Linked DNA regions of Mus musculus: regions 1 and 2 are each linked to region 3. The links are chromatin loops, found by intact Hi-C in ENCODE. Cell type or tissue: left cerebral cortex. All regions are shown on one strand. Region 1 overlaps F13a1 (coagulation factor XIII, A1 subunit). Region 2 overlaps F13a1 (coagulation factor XIII, A1 subunit). Region 3 has its middle 34 kb from the start of Gm30489.

What was found. Peaks named below come from ENCODE experiments on the same cell type or tissue, not always from the same donor. Only the 100,000 strongest peaks of a DNase experiment are listed, where the experiment ranks them.
Region 1: a loop joins it to region 3, with 2.2 times the contacts of the local background. A loop is called at or near these places in 3 of 42 quality-filtered maps.
Region 2: a loop joins it to region 3, with 3 times the contacts of the local background. A loop is called at or near these places in 3 of 42 quality-filtered maps.

Annotation. Positions count from the first base shown.
Region 1 is chr13:37,007,440-37,015,439 of GRCm38, forward strand. All of the region lies in intron 3 of F13a1 (coagulation factor XIII, A1 subunit), which reads right to left. Among named protein-coding and RNA genes, the nearest start is that of Gm30240, 22 kb to the left of the region's middle. In left cerebral cortex, no CTCF peak of the experiment used is centred here; DNase peaks (open chromatin) are centred at 683, 3,533 and 5,927.
Region 2 is chr13:36,887,776-36,895,775 of GRCm38, forward strand. It overlaps F13a1 (coagulation factor XIII, A1 subunit), which reads right to left. Exons shown (of 15, transcript NM_028784.3): 13 at 5,031-5,191. All of the region lies in intron 2 of Gm30489 (a long non-coding RNA gene), which reads left to right. Among named protein-coding and RNA genes, the nearest start is that of Gm30489, 68 kb to the left of the region's middle. In left cerebral cortex, no CTCF peak of the experiment used is centred here; DNase peaks (open chromatin) are centred at 559, 3,217, 4,089, 4,641 and 3 more places; H3K27ac peaks cover 2,079 bases.
Region 3 is chr13:36,786,243-36,794,242 of GRCm38, forward strand. No RefSeq gene overlaps it. Among named protein-coding and RNA genes, the nearest start is that of Gm30489, 34 kb to the right of the region's middle. In left cerebral cortex, a CTCF peak has its summit at 3,319 (motif pointing right); DNase peaks (open chromatin) are centred at 3,327 and 6,586.

The DNA of each region.
Region 1 (8,000 bases), 220 kb after region 3:
GAGTACACAGACCATACCCAGGGGCAGAGGACTCAATGTGTGAGTGGTAACTGATCATTTCCCCCAAACAGAGATGAGTGATCACCCACAATGCAGGGCTGTCATTAAATCTAGCAGAAATAAGGTGTGAGGGGAATTCCTTTTTTAACTTCTAAGGTTTATTACCTTGTGTCTACACCCTAAACAATCTGGCTGTGGTTTTTGTCTTCTCAAAATTTTATCTTGAAGTCTACAAACACAAGTGCTGTCTTTGTGAATCATCTTTATTTTTAAAATTTGGCTAACACTCAAGTGTCTTTGACATGTTTAAAGCAATTTGTTTCACAAATATAAGAGTTGGGGAAGATTGAGATGGTTGAAATGAGATCCTGGAGGCAATGTGTCATTTCCTCTCCCTTGGGAGTCTGATGTACAAATAAGTAAGCTGTTGGATGGAAAATGCCATCGTTGCTGTCCCCACCACCTCGTTCCTGTCACTTTAGTCACAGAAACATTTTTCATTTCTTTTATGAAATTAATTGCTTCAGAATATTAGAGGCTCTTGTCTATCTGGCCACTAACATTCTGCTCAACCTAGAGGGAACTGTCAAGTTAATTTTAAGGTGTGGAGTATCAAGTGTGGCTTTTGCTGTGGGGAGCCAGTTATGAGACTGGGAGAGAAAGGCATGCTTCTTTTCTATTTTTCCCAGACAAGGAAAGGGAACTTAAAATAGCATCAGTTCTTAAGATGGTGCAAACACAAAGCCCAGTGCCTCTATTGCAAGGGCTGAGAGCTTTGTGAAAATGAATGTACCCTCTCCCCCCAAATAAAGTCCTGCTGATGCCTTTCTCTGCAGGCCACTCACTGCCACAGTGTGAGGTGTCATACACCTTGCTACCTGACTACAGGAAGGGCCCAACATCTCAGTCCTTGATGCTGAGATTCATCAGCTTGGCAACTGTAGCAAAATACGGTAGCCTGGGTGACTCAAACTACTGAAGAATATTTCTCATACTTCTGGAAGCTGAGATCTTAAAGATCAAGGTGCTGGGACACTTAGTTCCCAGTGAGGGTCAACTTCTTGATTCATGGTATTTTCGCTTTATGTCCCTGTGTGATTGGCAAAGAAAGAAAATATGTATGTCTGGTCTTGTCCTTTTCTGGGCAGGGCACTAACTTCATTCAAGAATGTTCCACCCTCATAATCATCTTCAAAAGCTCCATCTCCAAATACCATCACACTGGGGGATAGAATATCAATATAAGAGTTGGAGGGAACACATACATTTAGTCCATAACCTATCTCATCTTGCTTCTCCAAACCATCTCTTGCTCTCACACTAAAGATCTCCAGTTTGTTGCCTTGCTTGTACTATACTTAGTCTGAGCTCATCACATCTATTTTCTCCTTTTGGTGAGGAACCATGGGAAACACAGATAGTGATTATTGGATTATCCCAATATTCATGACTGGACCATGGGCCTGACATCTGAAAAGATCCTTTAATAAGGCAGTGTCTACGGAATGTGAAGAACCCTGTGCTCTCCTCACATCCTATGTAGTAAATATAACCACACTCTGGCAGGTTAGTGTGGTTAAGTCACTCTTGCCTACAAAGTATAAACATGAAATGAGAGTCAGTACAATTACTCTCACAGATATTAAAAGGTTAAGAATATGTCAAACTCTTGTCACTACTATCAGATGACACCAACTTTCTTGGAATGAGTTGTAATGTGGCTGCTTTGGGGAGATGACATGTGGAGACATTTACTTTTGCTAGGGAAGACTGGGTCAGATGAAGTTTGTGGCTTGAACTACTCAACAAGCTCCATGCAATTCTTTAAAGTAGTGGTTTTCAGTCTGTGGGTTGAGAACCCCACAGGGGTTGCCTATCAGATATCCTGCATATCAGATATTTACGTTATGATTTATAACAGCAGTTATAAATTATAGTTATAAAGTAACAATGACATAATTTTGTTGTTGAGTGGGTCACCATAGCAAGAGGGACTATATTGCAAGGTCACAGCATTAGGAAGGTTGAGAACGACTAATTTAGAGGCTTGGACAATAGTGTTTGGTCTCTGGATATCCATATGCCATTGCACGTGCCTCCTGTAGTCAGACTACACAGTGTTAGAGCCTCAGAGGCATGTGATTGGGCCCATTTATCCCCTTGTTTTCTCCAAGTTTCTGGTAGTTCCTACTAGTGAGGCCTATTTTCCCTGCAAGTTATCTTTTTATGTTTTCTACTAGCTAAACCAACCAACCTCCACCCAGAATCTTGAGTGTCTACAGCCACCTGCATACCCTGCATATCTCAGACAGGTGCAGAGGCTGGCTTGGCTCTTTACTAGAAGGCAGAAGGAGCTTGAGCCTCTTGTCTCCACTGTGAAGAGGTTGGAAAGGATCCATATATCATCTCCAGTGCTTGATGGATTCATTTCCTAGCTCCATTCCAGTTTGCTCAGGAAACCAGTCCTTATAGGTAGGTTTTCTCCTCTCTACATGTTTTCATCTTTAATGAGGATCTCAGCTTTATCTGACCTCTGATGAATTTAGCCACCATGCAATTCTAAGGCCAACCAATGATACACCCTATCCAATCAAATGTTCCTGGCTCCTGATGCTTTCTTTCTCTCATAGAAACAGAGTTTTCATACATTTGGGAATGTGTCCATATTGTTCACTATAAGATTCTCTCTCCACTCTCTGCCCCCTGACATATTCCTCTAGATTTCTAGAAACTTCCCTGATTTCATACACATATATCTTAGGGTTGTTAAGGACAATACATTTAATTCTTCTGTATGCCAGCATTTCCAACACCCATCCTAGACTCTCCTTGTGTCCCAGATCATGTTCCATTCAATTCTGTCAGATCCTGGCTAACCTTATGTGGGAGGGTATCTAAAGTCCTTATTGTGTGCAGACAATTTCTATACATGCAAAATATGTATGGTGGGGAAAGCGACTATAATTTTGTGTATTATGTATAATTTGTGTATAAAAGTATTATGTTGTTACTTCATGAAATGTACCTTGTGATGGACATCAGCTTTACCTATGAGCAGCAATGGGTGTTAAAGTATTTATAGAAACATGCTTATCAGCATGGCTAATCCTGTTAATTCATCAGACAGTTGACTCTGGACCCGTCTCCTCTTTCAACTCCTCCCTTCTGCCTTGACTACAGATTCAACCTTCAGCATCATCTTTTAGTCACCACTGACTCATGGCACCCAACCTTTCCTGCCCCTTGTGCCATCTCTCTACACTTTTCACTTTGTCTCTCCACATTCCCTCATCAAGTGGTCATGTGTTTTTAGGATGCTGCTTTCTCCAGAGCTGCAGCCAGTCATCGGAAAGAGCCAGTTTGAGTAAATGTATGAGCAAGAGCTGACAGAAAAGGACTAGCTACTGTCACAGGGACTTCTCTTTGAATTAGAGAAACTGCTGTCAATATATCTCCATGCAGAGCATACTCACAATAGATGAACTCAGCCTGCCGTTCTGGGAGCACTTCCTGTTTCGTCATACACAGAGCTGAAGCTCTACATGAGCACAGGCTAGGCAGATGACAACAGCTGCTCAAGTTATGACTCATGAACATAATGTCTGCTTTCCATTTAAATGAATGCTTAAGATTAAATACTTGATTTTATTATAACTCATCTTATTATCATTTTACATATCTCCTCCAGAAACCTGTTTTGAAATTTACGTTTTCTTTCGCAGCTCCAAGCAGGAAATTATATTTCTAGATAGGCTGTCTATCTCTCCCTTCTAGAGCCTTCCCAGAGGCACTTTGGTTAGTCTGTAGAAGAAACAGGTCCTGGCAAAATCTCTTTAACTCTTGTCTCTACAGAGGCCTGCACGTTTTCTTGAGCTGATTCAAAATGCTCTTGAAAACTAATGGTGACTTAATTGGATTTGATCATGTTAATAAGATTCTGATCATTTAATAAAAGTTTTTCTAGGTTTGCATTGGACTCTAACACAATGAAATGGATGTTTGGGGAGGATAATAATGTGCTATGTAGAGAATCCAGATGTCCCAGCCCATCACCAGAAATCAGAAAATAAGTTACCAACCATTAGCAGACTGGCTTCATTATGGAGATTCGGTGCTCACAGGCTATCTAGAATTGACCTCCATCTCTGTGCCTGGAGAGTGCATCCTGCCTAAGCTCTGAATATAGAAAGGGGCTTTAATCCATGAAGGAATTTTTTTTTCTATTAAAGCTAGTGTACATTGGAGAACAAGCCATTTGGCTTTCATGAACAAACCCCTTCACACATACAGGCCAGTCATGGCTCTTACCCTCAAAAAACACTCCTAATTCCTCAACTTTCTTCTCTAGACCTACCTGCCTTGTCTGAGACTTTACTCGACAGCTTTTGCCTGCAGTCTCCTTCCAGACTGCTAGCCTGTTAACTATTGAGTAACTGTTTCCAGAATTCCTATTACTCTGTCTGGAACTGACTCCTAAGCAGTGGTTCTCAACCTTCCTAATGCTGTGACCCTTTAATACAGTTCCTCCTGCTGTGGTGATCTCTAACCACAAAATTATTTGTGTTGCTACTTCATAACTGTAAGTTTAGTGCTGTTATGAATCATAATGTAAATATCTGTGTTTTCAGATGGTAACCCCTGTGAAAGAGTCATCCACCCAAGGGTTGGAATGACCCAAAAGCTGAGAACCATTGGTCTAAAGACAGGTTTAGAATACCAGTGTGCACTCAAGGACATGAGATCGGTATGCACAACAACCATTTGTACCTTTACATTCTTTCCATCAGTGTTCACAACACTGTTGGTAAAAGGAAAAATTAAAATAATTCATATGTTCAATGGAATAATATTTAGTGATGAAAGAGTGAAACCCTGGCATTTCCAAAAATACCAATGGGCTTAGATTCATAATTTTAAATAAGTGTCCAGATATGGTAATACAGATAAGACATGAAGTCACTCAGAATAGAAAAAGCTAAGCTCACAGAAGTAGAATATAATCCTGGTTACTGGGGCCTAGGGAGGGATAGAACAAGGAGGAATATAGAGATTGACTAATGGAGACAAAGAGACAGGTGAATAGGTGAAATGCTTTGGATGATATTATAGCCAAAATCAATGTATTGTGACAATGAAATTTGTCAAAGAGAGGATTTGGATGTTGTCATCACGAAGAAGTAGGTTTGAAAAGACAGATGATCTGTGTGTGAAGTGGATATTCAACACTGTGTACATGTACTCAAACATTACTCTATCCCCTAGGAAAATGTGCAATTCTTACCTGTCACTTAAAGGTAAATTAACTTCAATCAAGCTAAATAGAGCTAGCATAGCTTGCTAAACTTCTGTTATACATACATGCACACTATGAGACGCCAGAATGCAGAATGCAGTAGGACTTTGTGCCACACCAATTCACTGAACAATGCATTAGCTGTGATCTTATGAAGGCTGGTAAATAGCAGTAGACAGAAAGTAAATTGTGAGACTGGAGGAACCACCACAAGCTCTCCTGTAGTTTAGCTAAGAAACTTTCAAAGAGCCAATCAAGGGCTGGGGATGGAACTCCCAGAAGAGTGCTTGTCTGGTCTACACAAAGCCCTGTGTTTAACCTTTAGGATGGTAAATAAAAGAGCAGTGGCCAAGAGAATGTTTAGCCTTAGTCAGGGAAGCAGGTCCAGAGCCCTGATCCTGGATGCCTGGAAGGCTAAAGAAATCCTTTTAAACAGATAGGCTAGTTCAACCCATCATCAAGCAGCGACTCATTCCTCCCTCATTCAGTAGAAAAATTCATAACCATTTATGCCTGGCACACATGTCTATGCGCATGAGAGTGAGGACAGGAAAGAGTGGGGAGTCAGAGATGGAAAGTGACCCATTACAGAAAGAGGAGGAAAGACAAGAAAGGGGGCTGATATCCTGAGAGGTGAAGCTAGCCAAAGACATGCCCAGCTATTTATAGCTCATCTCGAGCAGGCAGTCTGGCTGCTGCTATAGTGGCACTTTATGTGGGTTGTCCTCCTGTAAGAAACACCATGGAGATGCAGCTGCCTATGAACTTGCAATGCTCAGAATAAGGCTGGTAATTGGGTCATCTTATTAGCAAGCAACTATCACTAAGCGGTTGAAAGAGCTTCAGGTTATCCTCCATCAATCCTTGCAGCACACTCAGGGAGGAACCAGAGGGCAAGGGTGATGAATAATTAGTCCACTTAGTGCCTTGCTTTAGTGAGTTTTCTATCCACTTACATGACGCCTCCTTTCAGATGGGAGCCATAAGACCAAGGTGTGATGGTTGGAACATTAGTTTTCATTAGGTATCTTTTCCCACTTTTCTCAGCCCTCACTTCATATTGGCAAGATGCTTTAGAATTATAGGGAACATCCAGTGGTGCCTGCACCACATCACACCTCAGTTCAGATTACAACTTCCTAACCAAGTACAGTTTCAATTCTGTGGGTACGAATGAGCCACGCTTATGAATTCACAAGTACAGGGGATCACAGAAAGACTGGGGCTTAGAGATAGAGAGAGGGGAGAGGGTGAGGTCAGATTAGAGGATCAGAGAGGAGAGGGGAAAATAAGAGGGATGGAGGGAGGTACAGGTGAAATCTCATTCTAACCACTACCATTCTTCCTGCATGTGCTTTACATACAGCGTATGGGATGTAGAACTCACTGGTGACTCTGATATCCTGAGACCTTCACTTTGCTTAGCAAGCATCTCACCTCTCAGAGTGTCACCCAGGACCACATTCCCTGTGAAGATGGAGAATCTCTTGTGTTTATTGGCTGAGATGCATAGACATGTATGCCTACAGGGTGTGTGTGTGTGTGTGTGTGTGTGAGAGAGAGAGAGAGAGAGAGAGAGAGAGAGAGAGAGAGATTTTGTGTTTGTGTGTGTATGTGTGCATGTGTCTTTGTGGGGTTTTTTTTGTGTGTGTACGTATGTGCATACAAGGGTAATAACAACAAGAAAGAGACAAAGATCAAGATGGAGAACGACTCATTATAGAAGAGGGTGGAAAGACTAGAAAGTGCCGCTAGATAGTGAGAGAGGTGAGGATAGCCAAAGGTGTGGATAACCATTTTTAACTCTTCTTAAGGTGGATGAGAAGACATGCAGCGGGGCCTTGGATACTAAGATGTAGGATGAGAAGACATGCAGCGGGGCCTTGGATACTAAGATGTAGGTGCTGGTTGTCTTAGAGTTTCAATTGCCAAGTTGGAACACCATGACCCAAAAGCAAATTTGGGAGCAAAGGGTTTATTTAGCTTGCACTTCTATATTAGTGTTCAACACCAAATGATGTCAAGATAGGAACTCCCTTTTCTCAATGTCCTTACCACCAATAGTCATTGGTCAATTTTTTTTTAAATAATCACCATTCTAACAGGTGGTAGATACAGACTGTGGTTTTAAATCGCATTATGTTGGTAATTATAAATAAAGAATATATTTCATATGTCTGTTGGCCATTCATATCTCTTCTGAGAAACATCTATAAAAATCATTTGCCTATTTCCTCAAATAAGTTACTGAATCCCTGTGAACTTTGGTCCCCAAATTTCAGTGGTGGTTATTATTGCCCTGCCTGGTTCTGGTTTTCTCATTTCTAGTTTGTTGTTAGCATGAAAGACCATTCATATAGATTATGTTCTTTAACCATTCATATAAATTATGTTCTTAATCAGTGTTTATTTAGCTTCATACTCTGCAACAAAACACCTTAGAAAGTTAACTTATAAAGAAAAGGGGAGGGTATTTTGGGGGGGGAGTTTGGATGTTGTAGTCAAGGATCAAGTTTGCCCTACTGCTTTGGCATCTCCATAGCGCTCTGCTGCCAAGGTTAGTTAAACTCACTTCTTTATTGAGCTGTATACAATGAACTGACCTCCTCAATTCCAACGTAAAACAAACATCCTGAGTTTTCCCTAGTTTTGCAGTTGGGGGGCCTCCATCAGAGTGAGCACATCCACGTGATGCCAGCATTTCTGT
Region 2 (8,000 bases), 100 kb after region 3:
CAGGATGCCGGAGGCACACGGCCCCAGAATTCACCTTGTTATCTTCCCTGCCTCACTACAGAGACACACAGAGTCAGGATTTGAAGATGGCCTGGCAATCTTAGCATGAATCATAGCATCAAATGAAAAGCTCTAGTTGGAGCATAAAAATATGATAATTATTGAGACAAACTATGTTAGTATCTAGAGTTAGATGAAATGGATATGGGGTTGAATCATGACGGACCTTGTCCAGACAGGGAAGTATTCCCTTTCCATAGGGGGTGAAGCTTTTCATCACGCTATGGGCCTGATGGTGAGTGGGTAGACTCCTCTCTCTGAGCATGGATGAGCACAGCTTATGTAGGTATAAGTGCTGGATGAGATGGGGCCTTCCCTTGATTTTATTCGGGGGGTGGGGGTCAGCAGTGACACTTCTCATGTGACCTATTCTTACCATCCACGGTAGCTGTGAAGCTGTTGTTAGCTCAGTGCCTTCTAGGTGGGAATGTGGGTCTGGAAGCCTGCCATGCCACTGGGCTTGCCCGCTTTCCTGCACAGTTGCCTCGGCCCATCTTGAGCATGGGAATAAGAAGCTTCATTGTTGAGAACCACAGAACCCTGTTAAATCGCTGCTCACACGCTGTGGGTCACAGCACTTTGAAAAATGTATGTGCTGTCTGCAGACCAGCTTGCTTCCTTCTGTGGCCCCTCTTCTCCAAATGGCAACTGCTCACGAACAATTAAAATGCCAGGGAGCCTTTTCCCCCAAGACTTAAAGCAGCTTTTGACAATCAACACATGGAAAGGCAGAGAAAAATTCCAAGTCTGCTTTTAATAAAATATACTTTTCTCATCAAAATATTTTGATAGCACAGAAAAAGAGATGTATGCTCATTAAAGTTTAACGAGTGTCTCCCCCTGCCATTTCCCATATGAGGATCACGCACCATGACTCATGAAGGGTGGGTGCTGGGCATAGTTAAATAGGGACAAATTTAACTCAAACCCAGTCTCTATCGCCATGGGGATGAATGAAACTCAAGATGTGCCCATTATGATGTAAGAACCTGGCTACTGACCCATGTAGTTTGGTGGATGTAGCTTAGGTTCAGATAGATAGATCTAGTATCATTCCAGGATGTCTAGATTTGCATTAAAAAGGAAGATGGGGGGGTGGCAGGGGGTTGGAGAACATCTGGATTCTAGCTTTCAGGCAGCTACATTGCTGGGATCAAACCTAGGAGTCTTAGAAGGCAATGTTTTGGGGCCAAGACTTTGTATAACTGTTGGGAGGCAGAGTTTTCACCAAAGTCTTTTTCATGGAGCCAATGACAAAGCTTCATCCAAAACATTCTAGACTCAACTCTAAATGTCTCTACATGCTCTGCTGAGCCTATCTTTAGTCTTCCTTGGCTCCCAACCTCTACCCTAAACAAAGCCACTTCTGTGATCTACCCTACCCTCCAAGCAATTCCCCATGGTCTCTCTGGTACCTACATGTATCTCTCTCCATCTCTGATGGTGGAATGATAACCATTCATTGATGACAGCCTATTCCCTTGGTCTAAATTCTTGATAATTCATCAGAGCTGTGATCTCCCAACTTTGCAACCCGCAAACCTTCCTGTCTATGCTGCCTATAAAAGTCCCAGTGTGAAGAACAATGTGGCCCAAAGGTCACATCACACCAAGAGAGATCTGGGAGAGGGGTTTCTGTCCTTCCTTGATCAGGTATGTCCATGAGATAGTCATCCAGAATCATGTACCAACTGTTCACTGTGACATAGTTATCACACATCCTTGGCCCAGTCAACACAAGGATGCCATGATGAAAGAATTGCCATTGCCATTCTCACTTCAGTGGAAAAACAGACTCTGGGAGGCTCAGTGACTTGGTAGGGTTACATGGGTGTCCTGTGGAGAAAACAGCTTTAAATTCCCTTGGTTGCAGGGCTCATGGTTTGGTCACTGTTGTATAAGGCACTAACTTCTCTGGGTTTCTGTCCAGTGAAGGTTACAGTAATACCTATCTCTCAGATAAGATGATACAAGGGCATTACTAAAATTCCAGTGTTTAATATCTCTCAGCTGCTGCCACTACTGTCAGCATGCTGGCTTCCGCCTCCTCCTCCTCCTCCTCCTCCTCCTCCTCCTCCTCCTCCTCCTCCTCTTGCCTGCAGAATGAAGCTGGAAGGATCTGTCCTCCTAACTACCTCTTTCACATTTACCCTGTGCCTGGTTTATCCATGCACAGCATCTGTAAGAGACTCAGTCTTCTGTGAGCCCATCCATGCTTCAGAGGGATGGACAAAGTATTCTAGCATTTTCCTAACACTTGATGAGGTGACATGTTGCAGGTAATTTTGGACCACGTGTTTGGAACCCTTGTGGGCTTTGTACTTTTAGTGTGTTTGGAGTTCCTGCTTTATGCCATTTATCTTACTTAATTCTCTGAAGTGCTCTCCCACATTGCAGTCCAACAGAGTATTTTCTTACCATCTTTCCAGTACCCCCAACAGCAAGCCCCTTCCTTCCCTTCCTGAGCCCTCCCCATCACTCCCAGTGCATAACTGGCTTCTGAAGGATACAGCTCTGTTTTACTATGTCTCCAGTGTCACAGGTGCCTAGTGCCATTCCCACAGTTTCTGAAATCCGGATCTGTCACAGCTGGGTGATATCTGAGTGGCATTAGGGTGAGCAGTCCCTTTCCCTGGCACATCTCATTGCCTGTTTGGATTTACTTTAACCTTGAAATTAGTGGGGTTAATGGTTAGGGCTTGTGTGATAGTGTCTCATCTATAGTTTTTCCAGTCTTAGCCCTGGACAGTATAGATCTTCTTTCTCAGAAAATGGCCTTGACTCTGAATGTCCAACAGAACCAGAACCCCTGCTTCTGTCATGGAAATTAACTCAAACTGAACCCAATCAACCCTGGTTCCAGTCCTGCCCTGGTCTACTAGCATGCAGAATGAGACCTCTGTAATTCTGCCATGGGGAGTTCAGTTGCTCTCAAAGAATCTTAAAAGATAGAAAAAAAATCCAACCTTTCTAATTAATAATACCCCAAAAGATCAAAAGTATCAGTTTCTTCTCTACACACATTTTATTATCAGTGGTGCAATTAAATTCTATTTTGTGCTGTGGTCTGAACACTTCACAGCTTGGAAAAGCTTCTCCTGAGATCTTGGCAGGGACAAGCCATTGCTTCATAATGAGGTGAACATGAGAACTGTCTCTGGTGGGAAAGGCAGAGATCTGAGCATGGGCACAGGCTCTGCTTACATCCCCCTCAGAGCAGCAAAAGATGCCTTTGCTATGTGGCTAAGGGACATCTTCAAGATCTCTGACTATGGAGAGCCAGTGTGCCTCCTGCTGCTGTGGTCCTTGTGCCCCCAGCTAATGAATTCATGCTCTCAGGGCAAGATGGCACTCCTGGAGTAACCCAAGTGCCCTGTTTTCCTGTTTAGCATTTGTTTCTGACTCTACCTACAGAATTCTGATTCTCCCTCAGCCTCATTTGCATTCTGCCTCTTCAGGCCTGTTGTGCAGACAGTACCAATCACAACAGGTCTATGGTAAGTGACTGCATTTCAAGAACAGAAGAGAGAGAGAATGACATAAACCTCCCTAGAGGTAGAGGGTCTGACATTCTGTTCTTCAATAGGCCCTATACATATTCAGCTTTGCGTGAGCCTCATTGTGGGGTGCTCCATGTACCATCTATACACAACCAGATTTTGAGAAGAAGTGGATGAGGCAATTCTCATTCTGCTTCTGTAACTGGACTGCTGGGGTTAGAGACCTAGCTCTCCATCTTGATGATGATGCGATCTTGCACGAGTTTTACAGCCCTTCTGCACTTCAGTTTTCTCACATATAAAGTAGAAACATTTGTACTGCTTACCTGTAGGTTTTATTGAGTGTTGAAAGCTCAGTTATATATGTGATACTTTGATAGCAGCTGCCAGGGTCCAGTATATAAGCAAGCAGAGCAGCCATATTGAATGCCACACAATAGCCATTAGCTTAAAAAGTGGTTCATAAGAAACAAAGCTCATCTCTCACTCCTGCCCAGTGTCCCATCTCTGGGGCCACTTAGATTACTTGGTTACTTTAGGATACTTCATGTTAGGAGGATTTATACTGATCACTCAGTCTTTTCAGAGACAAATGCTCTCCAGACACCAGGGAAGTTATTTAAGGCCACATCCAGGTGGCATATAATACCACTCTCCAAGGTGACCACTAGATGCTTGGCTTCCAGTGCTTGGAAGGGGTCTTGGTAAGGCTGTCTACTGATGCCACCAGAAGCTAGCCTACGCTGCTGAGAAGCAGGTAACCCACTCCCCTGGCTTTCCTTTACCAGTCCCCATGAGCAACTTGAGAAGAAATACCCTGTACTACCTGGACAACCAACTCTGTGCTCTCTGTACAACTAAAGCCATGATCCAAGTGGGAAAAAACAAGCCATGGTGACAGAAGCCAGAAAAATGTGTCATCTTGGTATGTGGGGTAGACTGTGAACAGGATAAAGGCAGGAAGGAGCTCTCTGAAGACCTGGGGATCCTCTATATTTTCATCTAGCTGGTGCTTATAACGGCATATGTATATTCAGCTACTGCTCCCCAGCTCTACACTTCAGCTTGCACATCCTACTGCATACAGTCACACCTCAGTGAATGACATTACTGCCCCAGATGCAGAAGGGACAGTGTAGGTAGTTTGTAAGCCTGACCCACTTTATTCTGAAGACACAGAGAGTTCTGAGTCTCTGTCTCCATCACACATCTTTATCTTCCTCCACAAGTGTGTTTATACCACAGGTTATATTTATATCTGCAGTCACATCTATATATTTAAATAAGGAGAGGAGTGTTATATGCATGCGACTATATATAGAATATTTTACTTCTTTCAAAGAACAGGAAGATCCTAGCTCCATTATGTCTTTTGGACACCCCCTCCTCCCCCCACACATGCACACACAATCTGGCTACTGACTAAGCACTTTGCCCTCCTTTTTTGTCTGAGATGAGATGTTCACTGACCTTGATGGTGATCTTGGGGATAGTCAGTATTATGGACTTTTGTTTGGCCAGGACATCCCTGGACTCGTTGATGCGTGCCGTGACGAAGAAGTGCAAGAAGCCCTGTTCTAGAAGGTGGCTCATGTACTCGCCCGCTCTGACCAGCACCTCCTTTTTCTTGGCTGAAGGGAGGAAAAACCAACAAGGCGGACATCAAGACCTGGACGAGATGGCATATGGCTCACTTGCCCTCTCCCATCCTCCCCTCATTAGCACACAAGTCACCAGGAAAAACAGCAAAAGACAGATACAAGGAGTCAATCAGGGACAAGCTCTCCTGTCTCATGGGTGAAGAAAGAATACACTGGAAATGTAATAGTCAGTGGGGTCTTACTACAGAAAAGAGTTGTCAAACTTTCGAAGCATTGTGTTTGCTGCTGTAAAATGGAAAGGGTAAACAGAGATATTAAAGGTGAATCCTAGGAGCTTCAACCTTGCAGGCTCTGACCTGAGCCAAGGCAATCCCAAGATGGCAGAAAATGAGCATAGAGTGCCCTCGCTCCTCTTTGTGACTGGAGAGACCTCTGTGTGGAAACCTTACTGCTAGCTTTCAGGGTAGAGAATAAGCCCTGCAGAATGGCATGGAGGATGGGAAGTAGTCTCATTCCTCTTTCAATCTCCATGGGGGCTGAGGATGCAGAGTTGTATCTGTAGCCTGGGTCCATTTGCTCACTCTGTGACTCCATTTCCCATAGCCCAGGATTCTAGAGCCCAAAGGACAGTTCTGTAGGCTGAGCCCAGGTATGTATGTCCTTAGAGACAGTGCATTTTGTCCCTTGATGTTTCCAGGGATAATAATAAACAGTGGTCTTCTGGTTTTTCTTAGGGGAATGTGTTTGGCTACTAGGTTTCTTTAGGGCAGCAAGACTTGTGCATCTTCTTTGTACCCATCTTTGCAGGGGTTCTTATCACCACTTATAGTCTCAGCCCCAGGGCTCCCTTCTTCTTGGAGGCAGACCATTCTCTCAATCACAGCACTGAAGAAATGGGACTGTGCACCAGAGCCCCAGAGAACACTGCTCCTGAAATAGTCCATTATATAAGTGCCATGTTGTGCCACCGCACAAGAAATTGTTCTAGATAAAGTTTATTAAACGCGGCAAGAGAAGGAGGAATAGATTTTCACTGTATGAGTGGTGGAGATGGGAGGTTGCCAACATCATTTATGGTGTCTGGGGAAAGCCAAGGGAGACACAGGCTGGAGCTGCCTCATCTCTTCCAAAAAGCAAAGGCAACTAAATATAGCCAAGTGACAATGATAACACCTTTGAAGGTACTGGTTGGTTTAAGTTATTCAAATCTCCCAAGCTGACTCTAGCCTACACATTCCCTTTAATCACCAATCTGAAGTCTGCTCACATTCTCCTTAGAAAACTTTACTTGCAGTAGAGGCACTGCAGGATGCTTGCTTAGGGTCAGACATGTGTGATTTTGCAAAAGACTAGGATTGACTTCAGATTGCAACATGCGTTTTATTGCATGCAATTGATGCCACCTACCTACATTAATTAGTAAATTTGCAAAAGAAGAATGAGGTTCTAATTCCCTTGAAGTGATCTGGGACAAGCCCTGAGTGGTCTGACTGATGGAGCTGTATTAAAATCAACTTGGGCTTAGGTTTGGTCCCTACATGAATTGACTCAATTGAGAAATACATTACATCATTTTAATCCATTAACTCATATAGAGTTATCCCCTCATTTTTAATATTTGCAGGGGAAAGGTTTATTTTGGATACAATCCGTCATGATGCGGAAGGCCCAGGAGCAAGCGTGAGGCTGTCATGTCTGGTTGTGTTGCTTCTACAGCCAGGGAATGGCTTGAGTCCATCCTTTAGTTGGGCTAAGGAGACAAGGAAGATTGAAAGGGTGCATGTGAGGTTGGAAAAGGACTGTGCTCTATTTCTGGTGTAGAGAGATGTGATGAATTATAGTTCCACTCAGGGCCCCAGTTCACACCCATTGGTTCAATGTCCTTGCCCATGGGAGGATCTAGGTTCTGTTACCTTCATGTCTTTAACCATATAAACCCAGTCTGAGTTTCCCACCCTGTTGGAAGGTAACAGGAATTCCAAGGCATTTCACACCTCTCACTCATGGAGTTTCATCCACCCCTTCCTCTCATGTGCACAGGCCAATCAGGTGGACTCGATCTTCAGGACTTGTTCTTAGCACTGTCAACACGACCACTACATTTCAGCTGGATGATGATTACAGCATCCTAACTGGCCTCTGAGCTCCATTCCTGCTTCTGTGAGCTTCTCATCACAGCAGCCAGTGTGATCCTCCTTATTTTTTAATTTAGAAAGTTATCATTGTGTGGGTACAATCGTATGAGTGGAGATCAGCAGATAAGTTACAGGAGTTTGTTCTCTTCCTCTACCATGTGGAGGATGGAACTCAGGTGGCCAGACTTGGTGGCAGGAAATAAAGCCCAAGTTTGTATGAGGGGTGATATTTATTATATGAGTTAAGCCCATCACTTTTCATTGCCTGCTTTTGTTCCTGTTTGAATCTGGTTTTGTTATTGTATGTGAATGACAGAGGCTTGGAAATTTATAAAGAAAATAGATTTAGTTGATTTAGTTTAATATTAGTGGTTGGAGCATCCAAACAGCATGGTGCTGACATAACAGGAAGGGAACTGGCCATGTGCCCAAGGGGCCCTATTTGCAAAACAGCCCTACTTTATAATAAGCTGCTTTCCCAGGAATTGACTCACTCCACAGACCAGTACCAACCCTTCCAAGGTCAATTAGGATCACATATCCTAGTTATCATCCACAAGGTGCTGCCTCTTAAAAACTCCACCTTCTCCTATCATCAGTTTTCACACTGAGGACCACACCAAGTCAAACAAGAATGGTTCTTCATCCTTTGTGTCTCATTGAGCACATTAGATATCCTATGATACCAATGGGATTCTTCTGGC
Region 3 (8,000 bases):
CAGGATCTGTTGTTATGTCTCCCTTTTCATTTCTGATTTTGTTAATTAGGATGCTTTCCCTGTGCCCTCTAGTGAGTCTGGCTAAGGGTTTATCTATCATGTTGATTTTCTCAAAGAACCAGCTCCTCGTTTGGTTGATTCTTTGAATAGCTCTTCTTGTTTCCACTTGGTTGATTTTGCCCCTGAGTTTGATTATTCCCTGCCGTCTACTCCTCTTGGGTGAATTTGCTTCCTTTTGTTCTAGAGCTTTTAGGTGTGTTATCAAGTTGCTAGTGTGTGCTTTCTCTAGTTTCCTTTTGGAGGCACTCAGAGCTATGAGTTTTCCTCTTAGAAATGCTTTCATTGTGTCCCATAAGTTTGGGTATGTTGTGGCTTCATTTTCATTAAACTCTAAAAGTCCTTAATTTCTTTCTTTATTCCATCCTTGACCAAGGTATCATTGAGAAGAGTGTTGTTCAGTTTCCACGTGGATGTTAGCTTTCTATTATTTATTTTGTTATTGAAGATCAGCCTTAGTCCATGGTGATCTGATAGGATGCATGGGACAATTTCAATATTTTTGTATCTGTTGAGGCTTGTTTTGTGACCAATTATGTGGTCAGTTTTGGAGAAGGTACCATGAAGTGCCGAGAAGAAGGTATATCCATTTGTTTTAGGATAAAATGTTCTGTAGATATCTGTCAGATCCAGTTGTTTCATAAGTTCTGTTAGTTTCACTGTGTCTCTGTTTAGTTTCTGTTTCCATGATTTGTCAATTGTTGAAAATGGTGTATTGAAGTCTCCCACTATTATTGTGTGAGGTGCAATGTGTGTTTTGAGTTTTACTAAAGTTTCTTTAATTAACGTGGCTGTCCTTGTATTTGGAGCATAGATATTCAGAATTGAGAGTTCCTCTTGGAAGTTTTTTTTTTTTTTTTTTTTTTTTTTTTTGATGAGTATGAAGTGCCCCTCCTTGTCTTTTTTGATGACTTTGGGTTGGAAGTCGATTTTATTAGATATTAGAATCTACTCCAGCTTGTTTCTTCAGACCATTTGCTTGGAAAATCGTTTTCCAGCCTTTCATTCTGAGGTAGTGTTTGTCTTTTTCCATGAGATGGGTTTCCTGTAAGGAGCAAAATGTTGGATCCTGTTTGTGCAGTCAGTCTGTTAGTCTATATCTTTTTATTGGGGAGTTGAGTCCATTGATATTAAGAGATATTAAGGAAAAGTAATTGTTGCTTCCTATTATTTTTGTTGTTAACATTGGCATTCTGTTCTTGTGGCTGTCTTCTTTTAGGTTAGTTGAAGTATTACTTTCTTGGTTTTTCTAGGACCTTGTTTCTATCCTTGTATTTTTTTTTTTGTTATTATCCTTTGAAGGGCTGAATTCGTGGAAAGATAGTGTGTGAATTTGGTTTTGTCGTGGAATTCTTTGGTTTCTCCATCTATGGTAATTGAAAGTTTGGCTGGGTATAGTAGCCTGGGCTGGCATTTGTGTTTTCTTAGTGTCTGTATAACATCTGTCCAGGATCTTCTGGCTTTCTTAGTCTCTGGTGAAAAGTCTGGTGTAATTCTGATAGGCCTGCCTTTATATGTTACTTGACCCTTTTCCCTTACTGCTTTTAATATTCTCTCTCTATTTAGTGCATTTCTTCACGAACTATTCCACAAAATAGAAGCAGAAGGTACCCTACCCAATTCGTTCTATGAAGACACAATTACTCTGATACCTAAACCACAAAAAGACCCAACAAAGATAGAGAACTTCAGACCAATTTCCCTTATGAATATCAATGCAAAAATCCTCAATAAAGTTCTCGCTAACCAAATCCAAGAACACATCAAAACAATCATCCATCCTGACCAAGTAGGTTTCATCCCAGGCATGCAGGGATGGTTCAAAATACAGAAATCCTTCAACGTAATCCAGTATATAAACAAACTCAAAGACAAAAACCACATGATCATCTCGCTAGATGCGAAGAAAGCATTTGACAAAATCCAACACCCATTCATGATAAAAGCCTTGGAAGGATCAGGAATTCAGGGCCCATACCTAACCATGATAAAAAGCAATCTACAGCAAACCAGTAGCCAGCATCAAAGTAAATGGCAAGAAGCTGGAAGCAATCCCACTAAAATCAGGGACTAGACAAGGCTGCCCACTTTCTCCCTACTTATTGATCATTGTACTTGAAGTCCTAGCTAGAGCAATTCAACAACAAAAGGAGATCAAGGGGATACAAATTGAAAAGGAAGAAGTCAAAATATCACTTTTTGCAGATGATATGATAGTATATATAAGTGACCCTAAAATCTCAGTCTAAATAGTCTGCTTTTCGCCATCTGGTAAACTCTGGAGTCAGTTGTTATAGTTGTCTCTGGTTAGAGCTTGTTCCTCTCGTGATTCTGTTATTCTCTACCAGCAGACTGGGGACACTAGCTCTCTCCTGAGTTTCAGTGTTCAGAGTACTCTCTTCAGTCAGGCTCTCCTCTTACAGGGAAGGTGCACAGATATCTGGCGTTCAGACTTGCCTTCTGGCAGAAGATGAAGGCCCGAAACAGGACCTGTCCCAGAAGCTGTTAGCTTATGTTGTCCATACTCTCACCTGTGCAGACTAGTCTCGGTGGAATCTGGGAGCCAAGATGTCTCCCGCAGATGCTCAGGCAAAACCCTCCCAGGCGGGGCAGACACCTATCCTCTGGCAGGGAAGTTGCCTGGATGTCTGGAGCCCGAAAAGGGGGCTGCCTCAGAAGCTCTGTGGCTCCTGCCTGTCCCAGAAGCTGTTAGTTTCTGTAGTCCACACTCTTACCTGTGCAGAGTAGTCTCGGTGGAGTCTGGGATCCAAGATGTTTTCCACAGATGCGTAGGCCTTGCATAAACTCTTAAACTGTCTTTTTGGATGAGGATACTGCTTGGTTTTAAAAATTACATCTGATTAGTTCAAATCATATACCATAAGGGAGGTTTGCCTTCTGTATGGGAGTTGCAAAGTCTGGATCTTTGCTTAGATGGCTCAGATCAATCAGTCAGTCAAATTTCCTCTTAATTTGTGTTGTGTGTGGTCTTCTAGAGACCATGGAGAGTAGCTCATGTGCAGACAGCTCTAGAGTGAATTTGAATAGTTCTTTGAACATGAGTAAAAGGAAGCTGAGCAGAGTGAGCAAGCTTTATGAAGACAATATTTGTGCAAAGAGGCTTTGCTTACTGCTATAAGCTTGAGAAGTGTCACCTAGGCTGAAGCAGAGCCACATAGCAGGCTGTGCTCTGGCTTCCTTAGCCCTTTGAAGGGAAGTTAAACTACCCATTTCCAGGAAGAGGTTAAAAGCACATTCAGTTAGACCAGTAGAGGGCACTGCATCTCTGTACTTGCCTATGTATTTATCTGTATGTTATATACTATTACATATGTACTATAACAATGTATATTATAGCAGAGCACAGCATATTTATATATTTAACATTCTCTTGAAAATTTCCTTTCTTGCCTTTCCATAGGAATTACTTATGAGTGAAAACATGGTTTGCCGAGGAGATATTTGCGATGGTGTTTTTGTGTGTGAGCTATACAAAAATATTTACCCTTCTTTATCAACAAACATGGGGAATGAGAAAAGTAGAGAATTATTTTAAAAAGAAACATTCTTAATTCAGATTCTAGATTTCAAGGGTAGAGGTCACTGCACTGATTTTTTTTCTCCTAGGAGGAGAGAAATTTCTTGAAATGACTTTCATCGCTCAAATGCCAGGATATGAACCTTGCTTTTAGATTGCTTCCTGCTGTGCTTGGACCCAGACCCTGGAGTTGGAGATGCCTAGAAATAAGAGCCTACAGATCAAGGCCGAGTCCCTGGCTCTATGAAGATGCTCTGGCTTCCCCCAAGCCCCTGTCTCTGTGTACTGTCACTACTTACGAAGGTCCCACTTAAGTTTCTCCATGAACTCTGCATATTTCAAAAGGCTGCATCAAAATGGTTCCCAGAGAGGAGCCATTGTGCATGGTCTCTGCTCCACACTTTTCATACCCAATCGCTCATCAAATGGTCTGAGCAAGCGGGAGTTAAATACCGCGAGGCAGATCGTTAAAGTTGAGAGAGTTGGGCCTTAAGTCCAACGCAGACCTCAGATCCAGGAGGCTTTCTCAGGTAGGGTCAAGTTAGCTGCACTGACTAGGAAGAAACCAGTCTCTTTCCTCTCGAACATCAGGCTTCTGCAGGCTGGAAAACAAGCTTGGAAACCCTCCAAAGTCCAGCTCAGCTGGAAAGAAATGTCACGGACTCACTCTAAAGGGGAGAGGGCTTGCTTTTTAATTTTTGCAGATGAACTCTGCTGCTGTGGCACCCTTGAAGTGTATGGAGATAAAAATCTCTATATAGTCCTAGACTCTCAGCGATCAGACTGCAGTGGAGAGAACCAGAAGAAAGAGAAAGATATGGGCTGGCAGGTGTGAAAGTGAGAGTTCAGGAAGACTGTAACATCTGAAAGAATGTTTACATCTCTGAAACTGTTGCTCACCCTCCTCTCTATTTCCTTCTCCATTGAGAAGTAAAGGCTCACTTCACTAGTAATACATTGTATATTAGCTGTTACAGTTACATGCCTGTAACTTCTAATATAATTAAAAACCATTTAAATACAGAGACTGGGGTCAGGATATAAGAGCGCTGGCTGCTCTTGCAGAGGACCGGGGTTTGGTTCCTAGCACCCACATGGTGCCTGGAAACCTTCTGTAATACCAGTTCCAGGGACTCCAGAGTCCTCTTCTGGCCTCCTTGGGCATCAGGCCTGCTCTTGGTACATAGACATACAAGCAGGCAAAACAATTAAAATGTAAAAAATTGACAGACTAGGCACACAAATGGTTACTAATGAACGAATTCTGGTAACACAGAATTTAAGGAGTCCTGTGACTCTGTTGCTAAGGTCATCTTTGTTTCCTTGGTCATCCTCCTATTCTAAGCCAAGGCAATTTTTTTGCATTTCACTTATAAAAGATTAAATACAAACAAACACCTTGACTACTCAGCTGGACATGGTAATTCAACACCTATAAAACCAGCACTTGAGAGGCTGGAGCAGGAGGAGCCTGGCTAGTTGGAGCCTAGTCTGGGCTACATAATGAGTTCTAGGCTAACTTGTGATACAGTTCAAGAACCTGTCTCAAAAAACAAATGAAAGCAACAGCAGCAAAAGACAGCTCATGTGGTAAAAAACCATCCTGCCTCTATTAGATAAAACTCGCTTGGTTTGGCTTTTCTGAAAAGCAATCAGTGTGTCTCAGGAATTTCTCTTCAATTGCATTTTCATAATAAGAAAGTGAATGAAGATGTAGGCTCCACTCTCTTATTGGAAAGCTATTTTGGCAGTGGGTCTTGGCTAGGTTAGATGTCGACTAGGAAATGAATGGAACTTACTTTGCACAAGCAAGCCCTGTCCTGGCCCCTGTTATGTCTGATTAAACATAAGCAAGATGCTTGCTGGAGGATCAGTTGTTTTACCGCCCTAGAGGTAATGGGTCCAGGGAGAATGGAGCCGATCAATGAGGCAGACTAAAGTCTTATGCCATAGCCAACTTTATTCAGAGCATCAGACGATTTATACTCTGAGTGTTAAAAAGAGTTACATTACTAGCAAGGCGTTCAATCTCAAGGACAAACCTCAAATGGTGGACAAGCTGCATAGAGCAAAACAACATCAACAAACACTGTTTACAAAAGTTTTTCAATAGAGGCATATAAACAAGTAATGATAGCCAGTTATAATGAATAATCTGAAGCAAACTCACTCTTATTCATTACACCTCTGAAGGGTGCAAAAGAACAATCTAAGAATAATTTCATGTTTTGAAGAAGCCAAGGTCTTAAGACTCTCATCTTGGTTTCTTGGAGCTTTCTCTCAGGAATTCAGAAATCTCCACGCATTCTTGCACCATGTTCCAACAGTCAATGAGTGTGGAATTGAGAAAAATTATGAAGAATTTCAAACATTTCTTCTTTTGAGAATTCTCTTAGCCCCATGTTTTAATTAGGCTGCTTATTTTGTTAGTATGTAGGTATTTCTAGTTTGTTGTATATTCTTTTGTCAAATGAATAGCTGATAAAGATTTTTCTCCCATGCTGTTGGCTGCCTCCCTACTCACTTCACAGTTTCCTTCACTGCACAGAAGTTTTTTAGTTTCATGAGATCACACGTTTTGATTATCTACCATATTTCCTGCACCTCTGGAGTCTCATTCAGAATATCTTTACCTTTGCCTATAAGTTGAAGCACTCACCTTACACCCTACTATTTTTTTTCCTAGCAGTTTCAGGGAATCTGATCTTATGTTGAGACCCTTGATTTACTTATTTTTTTGGTGGGGGGGCTAAGTTTCATGCGGGACGAGAGATAAGGATCTAGTTCATTGGTCTGTAGGTTGAAACCCCATTTTCCCAGCTCCATTCTTGGAAGATGATGTCTTTTCCCCAGTGTTGACTTTTGGTATCTCAAAATGCTTAACATCCTTAGCTGCTAGGGAAATAGAAATTAAGACTACTTTAAGATCTTGGCTTTACCCCAGTCAGAATGGCCATCACTAGGAACACAAATAACAACAAATGCTGTTGTGGATGTGTGGGAAGAGAAATTCTTAGACAGCATGGGTGGGAGTGTAAAGTCAGGCAATGGCTTGGAAATCAGTCTGGAGATTTCTCAAAAAACTAGAACTAGAACTGCCAAATGACTCATCTATACCACTCCGAGCGTGTGCTCAAAGGACTGTTTATACTAATATGGAGACACTTGAGTATCGTGTTCATTTCTGCCTTAGTCACAATAGCTAGGAAATAGAGTCAACTGAAATGTCCATTAACAAGTCAATGGATGAGAAAAATGTGGCACATACACACAGTGGAATATTACTCAGCTGTAAAAAAAATGAAACCATAAAATTTAAAGGTAAATGGATAGAACTGAAAAAAAAATTATAGCAAACAAGGTAACTCTGGCTCAGAAAGGTAAATGCCATCTGTTCTCTCTCATATGTGGATACTAGCTTTCAATTTTGTTTTGTATATTTAACTTGAAGCACAAGTGGAAGGGAGGAAAGTAGAGAGGGGCTTCTTAGGGGGGGAATGTAAGGGAGGGGGATAGTCAGGTATAGACAAAATAGAGTACAGAAGTGGAATACTGAAAGCTGGGAGGCTTAAACAAAGAGAGAGGTAGAGTATGGGGGAGGTCAGAGGGTAAGGGAGAGGGCCAATCCAAAGGAAGGTATAGGAAAAGCCATATAGAATTCTACTCTTTCACAACCAAACTTAAAAACATACTTTGAGGGAAAGAAAGCAGAGAGGGGGATACTAAAAATTAAGCAGAGATGTGGTTGGGAGGATGGGGAGAGGAGTAGTAGTAGTAGGTGAGCTAGCCAAAAATAAGGATGTATAAAAAGCTTATAGAAGCTAGTAAGCAAGCTAACTTCAAACTTCAACTTGAAAAAAATCTTTAACAGACTTACCCTGCATGAATGGATAACATTGATCCTGGGGGCCCTTATATGGTAATCACAATACAAGGAATGGGATATCTCCCATTAGTTATTGGTTAGAGAGGCTCCAGAGGTCTCTGAAATGACACAGACTACTAGCATTGCCTTTGGTTATTCACCATAACTACCCAGTAAGACACTGTTGCAGGAGATATCATGCATTTTGACTACAAGGTATAGAGAAATCAGTCTCAAACAGAACAAGGCTAGATTTCAGAGTACTAGAAAGTGCTATGCAGATTTCTGGAGGAGAAAAGAAAAAGATTATCTTACCTACCTCTGGATGCTCCATGCCAATAATATTGACCTGCCAGCCAAGATGTGCCTGCTGGGGCAATAATGGCTTCCAAGTTACAGGGGTATCCAAATGTTCTATGATTGTATTTGTTTTTTTTTTTTTTTTTAAACTTTAGTATATACTGAATATTTATTTTTTTTCCATTTTTTATTAGGTATTTAGCTCATTTACATTTCCAATGCTATACCAAAAGTCCCCCT